Linked DNA regions of Homo sapiens: region 1 is linked to region 2. A link is an interaction called in ENCODE POLR2A ChIA-PET data of the cell type or tissue named here. Cell type or tissue: PC-9. All regions are shown on one strand. Links, peaks and the distances in the headings refer to the core of each region. The heading gives the core; the rest is flanking DNA.

Region 1 (6,613 bases), core at 1,027-6,026, 140 kb after region 2:
CGTGTGTGTGTGTGTGTGTGGTGTGTATGTGTGCACACACACAATGGAATACCACTCAGCCATAAAAAGGAATGAAATCATGTATTTTGCAGCAGCATGGATGGAACTAGAGGCCATTTTCTTAAGTGGAACAACTCAGAAACAGAAAGTCAAATACCCCGTGTTCTCACTTATAAGTGGAAGCTAAATAATGTGTATACACAGATAGAGTGTGAAATAATAGACTGGGAAGAGTGGGAGGGTGGTAGGGGGCGAGGGATGAGAAATGACTTAATGGATACGAAGTACACCATTCAGGTAATGATTACACCAAAAACCCAGATGTCACCACTATGCAATATATCCATGTAACAAAACTGCACTTGCACCCCTTAAATTTATACAAATAATAATAACAAGGAATTCAGTCAATGTGCTTTAACAACAGATTAGACACAGCAGAAGGCAGGATGAATGAGCTGGAAGTCAGGCCACTAGAAAATATCTAGACTGAGGCACAGAGAAAATAAAAGAAGAAAAATATAAAAGAGAGTTTAAGACAGTGAAAATAGCTAATGAAAGACTGTGGCTTAACTAAGATGAACTTTTTTCTCTCTCTCTCTCTCCCTCTATCCAAAGGTAGGTGGCTGGTCTGGGGCAGGCAGACACTTTTGCTTCATGAGGGTGTTCAGGCTTGTGAATTGGCTTTGATATCTTTAAGAAATGGCTTCTCTCTTTAGTTATGTTCCTGCTGTAGTTGTTCCCCAGCCAGGAAGGAGAAAGGAAGACAGTCAAGGGCCAGCATCTTTATTTATAGGAACTGACCAGAAGCTGTACACATCACTTGAGCTCATAAGGGCTTGAACTTAGGTGCATGAGCTTACTTAGTTATCAGGAAGGCTGGCAGGTGTTTTGTTTCTTTTTTTCTTTCTCTGTCTCTCTCTCTCTTTCTTTCTTTCTTAGAGATGGGGTCTTGCTACACTGCCAAGGCTGGTCTCGAACTCCTGGGCTCAAGCAATCCTCCCACCTTGGCCACCCAAAGTGCTGGGATTACAGGCATGAGCCACCATGACCAGCCCAGATGTTGTTTCTAATTGGGCAGCCACAATCATCTTATTACTAAAGGGAGGAATGGGAGAATGAATTTTAATAAAAAGAAAGTGTTTCTGCTACTTGGATTACTATGCAGGAGTTAGACACACAGGGCTTTGTAGAGCACAGTAATAAGTGTAGACTAGAGCCAGGGAAGGAGGAACTGCGAGTGCCATCAAAAGAGACATGATTTCCCAGACTAGAAGCCTGCTCCTTGGGACCCACACTGGGTGAGGTTTCCTATTCCCATATTTAGTGCGAGTGGTGAGATCCCAGATGTGGTGAGCCTGTGGTATGGAGGCCCTTGACTCCAGTGACCCTGATGTGAGCTCCTGTGAGTCCCACTGGGTCTTTTGCAGACCCAATCAATGGTGCTTCTTTGTGATGGGGGCTTCTTTGTCATCCACAAGGACCCAGGGAAGACTGAGGCTGAGGACTGCCGGAGCTACACTGGGAAGGGTCTCAGGCACGCTCTTCACCTTCTTAGAGGCCTCTTCTCCTAACAATGTCTCCCCTCTGGACTGTCTTAAGTCAGCTCAGAGTGCCGTAAGACAATACCACAGACTGGGTGGCTTAAACAACAGAATTCTGTTTTCTCACAGTTCTGGAGGCTGCAAATGTGAGATCAGGGTGCCAGCATGTTCAGGTTCTGAGGAGGGCTGTCTTCTTGGTTTGCAGACAGCCACCTTCTCACTATGTCCTCACATGGTCAGGGAGACAGCTTTCTCTTCTCTTTTTAAAAAAAATATTTTTTATTTTTTTAGAAGTGGGGTCTCACTCTGTTGCCCAGGCTGGTCTCGAACTCCTGGGCTCAAGTGATCCTCCAGCCTCAGCCTGCCAAAGTGCTGGGGTTACAGGCATGAACCACTGCACCTGGCCCTTTCTCTTCTTATAAGGTCATAGTCCTATCAGATTAGGATCCTACCTTGTGACTTTATTTAACCTAATTACCTCCTAAAGACTCTTATCTCCAGATACAGTCGTATTGGGGGTTGGGGCTTCAACATATGAATTTTGGGGATAAGGGGACACAATTCAGTCCATAGCATAAGACCTCTGTTCCCTGCCTGCAGCAATTTCTGGCCTCTTGTTTCCAGGTGGTTAAACTGATGCTGGGGAGCAAAACCTTTAAGGACCCTTTTGGCCGTGCCCTGGTGTATTAGACCATTTTCTTTTCTTTTCCTTTCTTTTTTTTTTTTTTTTTTGAGATGGAGTCTCTCTCTGTTGCCCAGGCTGGAGTGCAATGGCATGATGTCAGCTCACTGCAACCTCCGCCTCCTGGGTTCAAGTGATTCTCCTGCCTCAGCCTCCCAAGTAACTGGGATTACAGGTGTGTGCCACCAGGCCCAGCTAATTTTTGTATTTTTAGTAGAGACAGGGTTTCACCATATTGACCAGGCTGATCTCGAACTTCTGACCTCATGATCCACCCACCTCAGCCTCCCCTGCTGGGATTACAGGCGTGAGCCACTGCGCCTGGCCTATTAGTCCGTTTTCACACTGCTGTGAAGAACTGCCTGAGACTGGGTAATTTATAAAGGAAAGAGGTGTAATTGACTCACAGTTCCACATGGCTAGGGAGGCCTCAGGAAACTTACAATCATGGCTGAAGGCAAAGGGGAAGCAAGGCACCTTCTTCACAAAGCGGCAGGAAGGAGAAGTGCCCAGTAAAGGGGAAAGAGCCCCTTACAAAACCATTAGATCTCACTCACTATCATGAGAATAGCATAGGGGAAACCACCCCCATGATTCAATTATCTCCATCTGTCTCTCCCTTGACTCATGGGGATTATGGCGATTACAATTCAAGATGAGATTTGGGTGGGGACATGAAGCCTAATCATATCACCTGGGGAGGTGTCCATGAAAACTGCTGGCACCTCAGAACTATTTATTTCTGCTTTCAGGTAACAAGGAAGACTTTGGGACCCTGAGGAGTATGGCTGCAGCAGTCTTAAGCTTTGGACAGGGGCTTAGAGTGGTGGCTCATGCCTGTCATCCAAGCACTTTGGAAGGCCCAGGTGAATGGAGCCCAGGAGTTTGAGACCAGCCTGGGCAATATGTTGAGACCTAGTCTCTAAAAAAATGCAAAAATTAGCTGGGTATGGTGGCATGCACCTGTAGTCCCAGCTACTTGAGAGGCTGAGACAGGAGGCTCCCTTGAGCCTGGGAGATTGAGGCTGCAGCTACTGCACTCCAGCCTGGGGAACTGAGTGAGGTCCTGTCTCTTAACACAAACAAACAAAAACCTTTGGACAGCAAAAGCCCATCTCCTCTTCTCCTCAGGCACATGGCTGCCTGGCTGGGGACTACATTTCCCAGCCTCCCTTGAGGTTGGCTGCAGCCACATGACTGGGTCCTCCCCAGTGGCTTGCAGTTGGACATGACTTGCGCAATTTCCACTTTACCTGCTTTCAAGGAAATGTCTTGCTCTGAACTTTCTCTTTTTTCCCTTTCACCAAGTCACTCAGAGGTGGCACATTCAATTATGCAAATGCTGACAGAGCATGAGGTCAGTGGCTCTCAAAGTGGGCATCAGAATTCCCTGGAGAGTTTGTTAGGGCACAGTTTTCTGGGTCCTGCCCCCGGAGCTTCCGACTTAGTAGGTCTTGGGGGAACCTGGGAATGTGCATTTCCTATGAATTGCCAGAGGCTGCTGCTGGTCTCGGGACTACACTTTAAGCAACAATCCGAAAGAATCTGGGTTCCTGAATGATGGCCACACGCACAGCCTCACAAGGTCATTCACCCCGGAGCTACTATGGGAAAGAGAATTCAATTTGTTTTTATTGTTTAAGCTACACTATTGTCTTACAATAAGATGGCCAGTGAATTTTTGTTTCTCCTTTAGCCAGTTTGACTTAGATTTCTGTTGCTTGCAACTGAAAATGCCCTGATCATCATATGTAACATTGACTGCTTTTGATTTACTCATTCAGTAACTATTTATTGAAAATCCCACGCTGAGTGCTTTTTATTTATTTTTACTGTTTTTAATTATTTTTTTTTTATGAGATGGAGCCTAGGCTGGAGTGCAGTGGCTTGATTTCGGATCATTGCAACCTCCGCTTCCCGGGTTCAAGCAATTCTCATGCCTTAGCCTCCTGAGTAGCTGGGATTACAGGCATGCGCCACCATGCCTGGCTAATTTTTTTTTTTTTTGGATTTTTAGTAGAGACGGGGTTTTGCCATGTTGGCCAGGCTGGTCTTGAACTCCTGATCTCAGGTTATCTGCTCTCTTCTGCCTCCCAAACTGCTGGGATTATAGGCATGAGCCACCGCGCCCAGCCCCAGGTGCTTTTGAAAGCACTGGGCATACAGCAGTGAGTGAAGCAGTGAGTGAGTAAAAAGTTCCTGTCCTGTCCTTTCAGAGATTCTGATCTTTGTGTAAGGCAGCACACAATGAAGTATTTTAAAGACAAAATATCAGCAAATTCTCAAAGCAACTTTGAGAAGCAGACATCATTTTGAAATCCCATTCTACAGATAAGTGCGCTGAGGCTGCAGTAGCAAAGCTGGAGTTTGAACCTAGATCTGTGCGAGTCCAAAGGCTAAATTCTCTCTCTCTCTCTCTTTTTTTTTTTTTTTTTTTTGAGACAGAGTCTTGCTCTGTTGCCCAGGCTGGAGTACAGTAGTGCGATCTCAGTTCACTGCCACCTCTGCCTCCTGGGTTCAAGCGATTCTCCTCCCTCAGCCTCCTGAGTAGCTGGGATTACAGGTGCCTGCCACCATGCCCAGCTGATTTTTGTATTTTTAGCAGAGATGGGGTTTCACCATGTTGGCTAGGTTGGTCTTGAACTCCTGACCTCAAGTGAGCCTGCCTCGGCCTCCCAAAGTGCTGGGATTATAGGCACGAGCCACCACACATGACTCAAAGGCTAAACTCTTGAGAGTGGGCCATGCTGCCCCAAGAAGCTCCACTGGATTTATTTGAAGGTCCTTGCCAAATCAGTTGGGGAAAAAAAGGCAGATTCAGCCCATGGATCCTTAAGTACCACTCGAAGAGTGGCATGCTTTTCCCAAATGTCACCTTTTGTCTTTAAGGCAAAGGTGGTGCCAGATCTTCAGCTCTCATGTCTCCTGCACAAACTCTCCCAGGCGTGAGAAGAGACTCCACTCTGCAGAAACTCTGTCTCTAAGGGGGAAGTGACAGTCAGAGAAGGGAACAGGGATATTACTGAGGCCAGAAGGCCCCTCTCCCCTCAGTGAGGCCCACGCTCGTGCCCAAAGCCTGTCTGTCTTCCTAAATAATGCAGTGTGGAAGAGTAGAGGCTTTGCAGCCAAGCAGACAGGATTTCATAACCCTGGTTCCAGTACTTCCCAGTGTGTGATCTTGGACCATCAACTGGGCCTCTGAACCTCAATCTCCTCCTCTATAAAAGTGGCACAATGGCCGCAGGCGGTGGCTCACGCCTGTAATCCCAGCATTTTGGGAGGCCGAGGTGGGCGGATCACTTGAGGTCAGGAGTTTGAGACCAGCCTGGCCAACGTGGCGAAACACTGTCTCTACTAAAAATACAAAAATTAGCCGGGCGTGGTGGTGGGCACCTGTAATCTCAGCTATTCAGGAGGCTGAGGCAGGAGAATCACTTGAACCCAGGAGGCGGAGGTTGCAGTGAGCCGAGATAGTGCCATTGCACTCCAGCCTGGGCAACAAGAGCAGAACTCTATCTCAAATAAAACCCAGAAAACCAAAAAAAAAAAAAAAAAAAAAAACCCAAAACAAAACAAAAAGAAAAAACAAAAACAACAACAACAAAAAATGGCACAGTAATAGCTTAATTCCCAAGCTTGTTCAGGATTTTGTGGGTCAGGAATGTGAAAAGGGTTTGACTGGATGTTCATTTCTGTTCCACGTGGCATCATGTGATGAGGGCTGGAGGACCCACCTCCAAGATGGCTTCTTCACTCCCATGTCTGGAAGCTTCAATTCTCCTGGGCCTTCTCACAGCTCCATGCTCTTAGGGGAGCTGCAATTCTTTTTTTATTATTTATTTATTTATTTATTTGAGACGGAGTTTCGCTCTGTCGCCTAGGCTGGAGTGCAGTGGCCGCGATCTGGGCTCACTGAAAGCTCCACCTCCTGGGTTCACACCATTCTCTTGCCTCAGTCTCCCGAGTAGCTGGGACTGCAGGCGCCTGCCACCACGCCCGGCTAATTTTTGTATTTTTAGTAGAGACGGGGTTTCACCGTGTTAGCCAGGATGGTCACGATCTCCTGACCTCGTGATCCGCCGCCTTGGCCTCCCAAAGTGCTGGGATTACAGGCGTGAGCCACCGCGCCCGGCTGGGGAGTTGCAATTCTTACACAGTAGCCTGGGAGCCAAAGAGATCACGACGGAATCTGCTGGTTCCCTTAAAATGTAGATCCAGGCCTGGCGGTGTCACTTGTTTGTTTGTTTGTTTGTTTGTTTAGACAGGGTCTCGTTCTGTCACCCAGGCTGGAGTGCAGCGGCGCCATCATAGCTCACCGCAGCCTCTACCTCCTAGGCTCAAGGGATCCTCTTGCCTCAGCCTCCCGAGTAGCTGGGACTACAGGTGC
Region 2 (6,613 bases), core at 1,130-6,129:
AGTCCTAGCTGCTTGGGAGGAAGGGAGTGGAGAGGCTCTCTTGAACCTAGGTGGTTGAGGCTGCAGTGAGCTATGACCGTGCCACTGCACTCCAGCCTGGGTGACAGAGCGAGACCGTGTCTCAAAACCAAACAATAGAAAAAACGGGCAAGCAGCCCTTTTTCTCTCATTCATTCATTCAGTTGGTCAACAAACACTCCCTAGTCCCTGCTCTGTGCTTGGTCCCTTGCTGGTCAGTGTTGAGGACACAGGGATGACCAATACAGCCCCATTCTTAGACAGTGATAGCTCAGGTGAGCAGGGCTAGGACAAGGGAGGCTGATAATGGTGATGATAAATAATGTGGTCACTAACATTTATTGAGCACTTACTATGTGCCAAGCACTCTTCAAACTCATTTAATCTTCATAGTAACCTGTGCAGTAGGTGCTATTATTATCAATCCCCTTTTATGGTTGAAGAAACTGAGGGTCAGAGACATCAAATATCTTGTCCAGGGTCACATAGCTGGTGGGATTTGAACCTAGGATCTTTGCTTTTAACTAGTGATGTCAAACTCATTTGTGTTACATTCAAACAGATTTTCCTTGTGTGCCTGTGCTTTTTGTTTGTTTTTTTGAGACAGGGTCTCGCTCTGTCACCCGAGCTGGAGTGCAGTGGTACAATCATGGCTCACTGCAGCCTTGACCTCCCGGGTTCAAGCAATTCTCCTGCCTCAGCCTCCTGAGTAGCTGAGACAACAGGCATCAGCCATCACACCCAGCTAATTTTTATAAAGACATTTTTATAAAGACTTGCTATGTTGCCCAGGCTGGTCTTCAACTCCTGGGCTCAAGTGATCCTCCTGACTCGGCCTCAGCCTCGCAAAGTTCTGGGATTACAGGTGTGAGCCACTGTGCCCGGCCTCTGTTCTGCGTTTCTTTTTTTTTGGTGGAGGTGCACATTAGATTCTTATCACTTATATTGTTCAATGGTTTTATCCCAGTGTTTGCCTCTTTATTTTATATTTAGTTTTTATTTACCATAGGGTTTTATTTATTTTATTTTTTATTTTTTTTTGAGACGGAGTCTTGCTCTATTGCCCAGGCTGGAGTGCAGTGGCACCATCTCGGCTCACTGCAAGCTCCGCCTCCCAGGTTCACACCATTCTCCTACCTCAGCCTCCCAAGTAGCTGGGACTACAGGTGCCCACCACCACGCCCGGCTAATTTTTTGTATTTTCAGTAGAGACAGGGTCTCACTGTGTTAACCAGGATGGTCTCGATCTCCTGACCTCGTGATCCACCCGCCTCGGCCTCCCAAAGTGCTGGGATTACAGGTGTGAGCCACCGCGCCTGGCCTATTTTATTTTTTTTTTTGAGACAGGGTCTCATTTTGTCACCCAGGCTGGAGTGCAGTGGTGTAATCATAGTTCACTGCAGCCTCAAACTCCTAGGCTGAAGCAATTCTCCTATCTCAGCCTCCTGAGTTAACTGGAACCACAGGCATGAGCCACCACGTCCAGCTAATTTTTTTTTTTTTTTTTTTTAATGTTTTTGTAGAGACAAGGTCTCGCCATGTTGCCCAGGCTGGTCTTGAACTCCTGGGCTCGAGCGATCCTCCCATCTCAGTCTCCTGAGTTAGCTGGAACCACAGGCATGAGCCATTACACCTGGCTAATTTTTTTTTATGTTTTTGTAGAGACAGGGTCTTGCCATGTTGGGTCTCGAACTCCTGGGCTTAAGTGGTCCTCTTGCTGCAGCCTCCCAAAGTTCTGGGTTACAGGCATGAGCCACTGCGTCCAGCCGGCCATAGAGTGGAACTTTTACGATGTTAAATATCCCCTTGTGTGGTTTCTGTGTTTCACATCCTTCCTAGAAAGGCTTCCTTCTGGTGGGTGCCTTGCCTTCTTCTGAGACATCTCTGTGGGTCTCAGAGCCATCGTTGCTGTGTTCCCTTTACCCTGGCCCAGCACCCTTATCCTCTCAGGCAGTGTGCCTGTGTTTGTCAGGCTGGCTTATGGGGTGGGGACAGAAACCCACTGATGCACCCTCATCCAGACTTTATTATTTATGTATTTTTGAGACAGAGTCTCGCTTTGTTGCCCAGGCTGGAGCGCAGTGACACGATCTCGGCTCACTGCACCCTCTGCCCCCTGGGTTCAGGTGATTCTCCTACCTCAGCCTCCCGAGTAGCTGGGATTATAGGTGTGTGCCACCATGCCTGGCTAATTTTTGTAATTTTAGTAGAGATGGGGTTTCATCATGTTGCCCAGGCCAGTCTCAAACTCCTGACCTCAAGTCATCTGCCTGCCTCAGCCTCCTGAAGTGCTGGGATTACAGGCATGAGCCATCGTGCCCGGCCACATCCAGACTTCAGGTGTGGAAAGGAATCATGGTTCTCACAGGTGGCTGCTTTCAGCAGCTGAGGGGGTTTCTCTTTCTGGCCTTCATCTCTTCCTCTCTTTTTGCCTGCTCGCTCTTCTTTCTCTCTCTCTCTCTCTCTGCAGATTTCTGCTTTCTGGGCTCTTGCCTGCCCCACACCTAAGCCCTGTGCTAAGCCCTTTACCTCCTGAGCTTATGTAGGCCTCACCACCATCCTAGGAGGTAGGTATTGTTATAAACCCCATTTTATAGATGAGGAAACTGAGGCTCAGGGAGATAGCAGTCTCCCTCGAGGTCACAGCCAAGTAGCTTTCCAGCCAAGATTTGAGTCTGGATCTATCTAGCTTCCAACCTGCCCTCTTTCTTTTCTTTTTTTTTTTTTTTTTTTGAGACGAAGTCTCACTCTGTCACCCAGGCTGGAGTGCAATAGTACAGTCTCAGCTCACTGCAACCTCTGCCTCCCAGGTTCAAACAATTGTCCCACCTCAGCCTCCTGAGTAGCTGGGACTACAGGTGCGTCCCAGTACACCGGGCTAATTTTTGTATTTTTAGTAGAGACGGGGTTTCACTATGTTGGCCAGGCTAGTCTTGAACTTCTGACCTCGTGATCCACCCGCCTCAGCCTCCCAAAATGCTGGGATTACAGGCGTGAGCCACCATATCCGGCCAATGTTTTTTTTTTTTGAGATGGAGTCTCGCTCTGTTGCCCAGGCTGGAGTGCAGTGGCGCTATCTCAGCTCACTGCAACCTCTGCCTCCCAGGTTCAAATGATTCTCCTGCCTCAGCCTCCTGAGTAGCTGGGAACACAGGCACACGCCACCATTCCTGGCTGATTTTTGTATTTTTAGTAGAGATGGGGTTTCACCATGTCGATCAGGCTGGTCTTGAACTTTTGATCTCGTGATCTGCCCGCCTCAGCCTCCCAAAGTGCTGGGATTACAGGCGTAAGCCACCGTGCCCGGCCTAACCTGCCCTCTTTGTTCACATGAACTGGGAGAAAATCAACTGACAAAATCTGGAAATGGGCGGGGCGAGGTGGCTCACGCCTGTCATCCTAGAACTTTGGGAGGCCAAGGCAGATGGATCACCTGAGGTCAGGAGTTTTGAGACCAGCCTGGCCAACATGGTGAAATCCCATCTTTACTAATAATACAAAAATTAGCCAGGTGTGGTGGCATTCACCTGTAATCCCAGCTACTGGGGAGGCTGAGGCACAAGAATTGCTTGAACCTGGGAGGTGGAATTTGTGGTGAGTCGAGGTCATGCCGTTGCACTCCAGCGTGGGCAACAGAGTGAGACTCCATCTCAAAAAAACAATCTGGAGATGACATATACAACACATGCATCTTTCCAGCTTGGTCTCCCAGTCTGTAGAATGAGGAGGTTGGTCAGGCATGGTGGGTCGTGCCTATTATCTCAAGGTTTGGGTAGCTGAGGTGGGAAGATCATTTGAGGCCAGGAGTTTAAGACCAGCCTGGGCAACATAGCGAGATGCCATCTCTACAAAAAGATTTTTTTAAAAAAGAAAACAATCAGAATAAACACAAGTATTTAAACTCTGAGACAGATACACAAGTATTTAAACTCCGAGACAGATAATAATTGCAGTTGTACAATTGCTTCTGGTGTACTTGGCATTTTGAGTTACAGAGAATCAAGAAATATGATTCTCACAGATGAATGGTTACAAATGGTAATTTTTTTTTTAATCAGCTCACCTTATCATAGGAACAGATACAGCAGGAGAAGCTTTATTTAAGAGACACAAACAAATATATTTACCAACAAGCCATCACAAAAATAATAACTAATAACAACAACAGTAACAGCTAACATACAGTGGTTAGCTATCCTAAGCGTTTTACATGCATCTTTAGATATGCTTTAAACCTTATAGCAACCTGTAAGGTTGGTACTCTTTTTTTTTCTGAGATGGCATCTCACTCTGTCGCCCAGGCTGGAGTGCAATGGCGCGATGTCGACTCACTGCAACCTCCACCTCTCCAGTTCAAGCGATTTTCCTGCCTCAGCCTCCCGAGTAGCTGGGACTACAGGCGCCCACCACCACGCCTAATTTTTGTATTTTTAATAGAGGCAGGGTTTTGCTATGTTGGCCAGGATGGTGTCTAACTCCTGACCTCAGGTGATCCACCTGCCTCAGCCTTCCAAAGTGCTGAGATTACAGGCATGAGTCACCATGCCCAGCCAAAGTTTTTTGTAAGGATGAAAAATATTTTTTTTAAAAATGAAATCAGGCTGGGCACAGTGGCTCACGCCTATAATCCCAGCACTTTGGGAGGCCAAGGTTGGTGGATCACGAGGTCAGGAGTTCAAGACCAGCCTGACCAACATGATGAAACCCCGTCTCTACTAAAAATACAAAAATTAGCCGGGCATGGTGGTGTGTGCCTGTAATCCCAGCTGCTCAGGAGGCTGAGGCAGGAGAATCAGGAGGCCTTCTCAAAAAAAAAAAAAAAAAAGGAATCAAAGCCCGACATGGTGGTGGTGGCACATGCCTGTAGTCCTAGCTATTTGGGAGACTGAGGCTGGAGGATCACTTAACCCCAGGAGTTTGAGGCTGTAGAATGATACTGCACTTCAGCCTGGGTGACAGAGGGAGACTCCATCTCTTCAAAAAAAAAATGGGTGAGGTGGGGTGGCTCACGCCTGTTATCCAAGCACTTTGGGAGGCTGAGGTGGGTGGATCACTTGAGTGCAGGAGTTTGAGACCAGCCTGGGCAACATGGTGAGACACTGTCTCTACAAATACAAAAATTAGTCAGGTGTGATGGTGTGTGCCTATAATCCCAGTTACTAGGGAGGTTGAGGTGGGAGGATGGATTTAGCCTGGGAGGTCGAGGTGCAGTGAGCTGTGATCCCGCCTCTGTGCTCTGGCCTGAGTGACAGAGCAAGACTCTGTCTCAAAAAAAAAAAAAAAAAAAAAATAGAATCACATAGTTGGATCTTGGAAATGCCTGCTCTGTCAGTAGCATTCAGGAGTTTACCACATGCTAGAAGATCTTGGGATCTTCACAGCCCCACTCATCTAGCCCAGACTTTCTAGTTTACATTTAACTCTTATCTCTCAGATGTAAATGGTTCTATGATTCTGAGATTCTTTGGTGCTCCAGTGCCTCCTGTTTCCCTGGCTGGGGTGTCTGCAGGGGTGTGTAGGAAGGCATGGATGGGGCCAGGCGCAGTGGCTCACTCACGCCTGTAATCCCAGCATTTTGGGAGGCCAAGGTGGGTGGATCACTTGAGTCCAGGAGTTTGAGACCAGCCTGGTCAACATGGTGAAACCCTGTCTCTACTAAAAATAAAAGAAAAAATTATCAGAGCAAGTCTGGGCCCGGTGGCTCACGCCTGTAATCCCAGCACTTTGGGAGGCCGAGGTGGGGAAATCACGAGGTCAGGAGTTTGAGACCAGCCTGGCCAACATGGTGAAACCCCATCTCTACTAAAAATAGAAAAAATTAGCTGGGCATAGTGGCCAGCGCCTGTAATCCCAGCTACTCGGGAGGCTGAGGCAGGAGACTCACTTGAGCCCTGGAGGTAGAGGTTGCAGTGAGCCGAGATCGTGCCACTGCACTCCAGCCCAGGCGACAGAGTGAGACTCCGCCTCAAAAAGAAAAAAAAAAATTAGCTGGGCATGGTGGTGCACGCCTGTAGTCCCAGCTACTTGGGAGGCTGAGGCAGGAGAATCACTTGAACCCAGGAGGTAGGGGTTGCAGTGAGCTGAGATCATGCCACTGCACTTCCAGCCTGGGCTACAGAGCGAGACTCTGTCTCAAAAAAAAAAAAAAAAAAGTATGGATGGGTTTGGAGGGCTGGCTGCTGAGGTTGGGATTTGGCTGAGTACCTATCTACCTTTCTTACTGGGCCCATCTGCTCCCCTCAGATCCTGGTGGCTTTGAGACACCTTCACTTCAAGAACATTGTCCACTGTGACTTGAAACCAGAAAACGTGTTGCTGGCATCAGCAGACCCATTTCCTCAGGTCAGTTATGTCCCCTCCTGATTTGGGGAAATCCAGGCAACACTGATGGCCGGGGTGGGGGTGGGGAAGGGGATTATACTAATCAAGATGTGGGGGCGAGGCACAGTGGCTCTTGCCTGTAATCAGCATTTTGAGAGGCTGAGGCAGGAGGATCATTTGAGCCCAAGAGTTTGAGACCAGCCTGGGCAACATAGCGAGACCTCATCTATACAAAAAATGAAAAAAAAAATAGCCGGGAATGGTGGCGTGCGCC

Evidence for each region. ChIA-PET counts read pairs that join two places held together with the same protein. Peaks named below come from ENCODE experiments on the same cell type or tissue, not always from the same donor. Only the 100,000 strongest peaks of a DNase experiment are listed, where the experiment ranks them.
Region 1: POLR2A ChIA-PET joins it to region 2 with 9 read pairs; 2 of 35 experiments call an interaction of 5 or more read pairs at or near these places.

Annotation. Positions count from the first base shown.
Region 1 is chr19:46,543,507-46,550,119 of GRCh38, reverse strand. It overlaps the pseudogene PPP5D1P. Among named protein-coding and RNA genes, the nearest start is that of PNMA8B, 51 kb to the right of the region's middle. In PC-9, for the core only: no CTCF peak of the experiment used is centred there; a DNase peak (open chromatin) is centred at 3,459.
Region 2 is chr19:46,681,397-46,688,009 of GRCh38, reverse strand. It overlaps PRKD2 (protein kinase D2), which reads left to right. Exons shown (of 18, transcript NM_016457.5): 15 at 6,262-6,360. Among named protein-coding and RNA genes, the nearest start is that of DACT3, 24 kb to the right of the region's middle. In PC-9, for the core only: no CTCF peak of the experiment used is centred there; no DNase peak of the experiment used is centred there.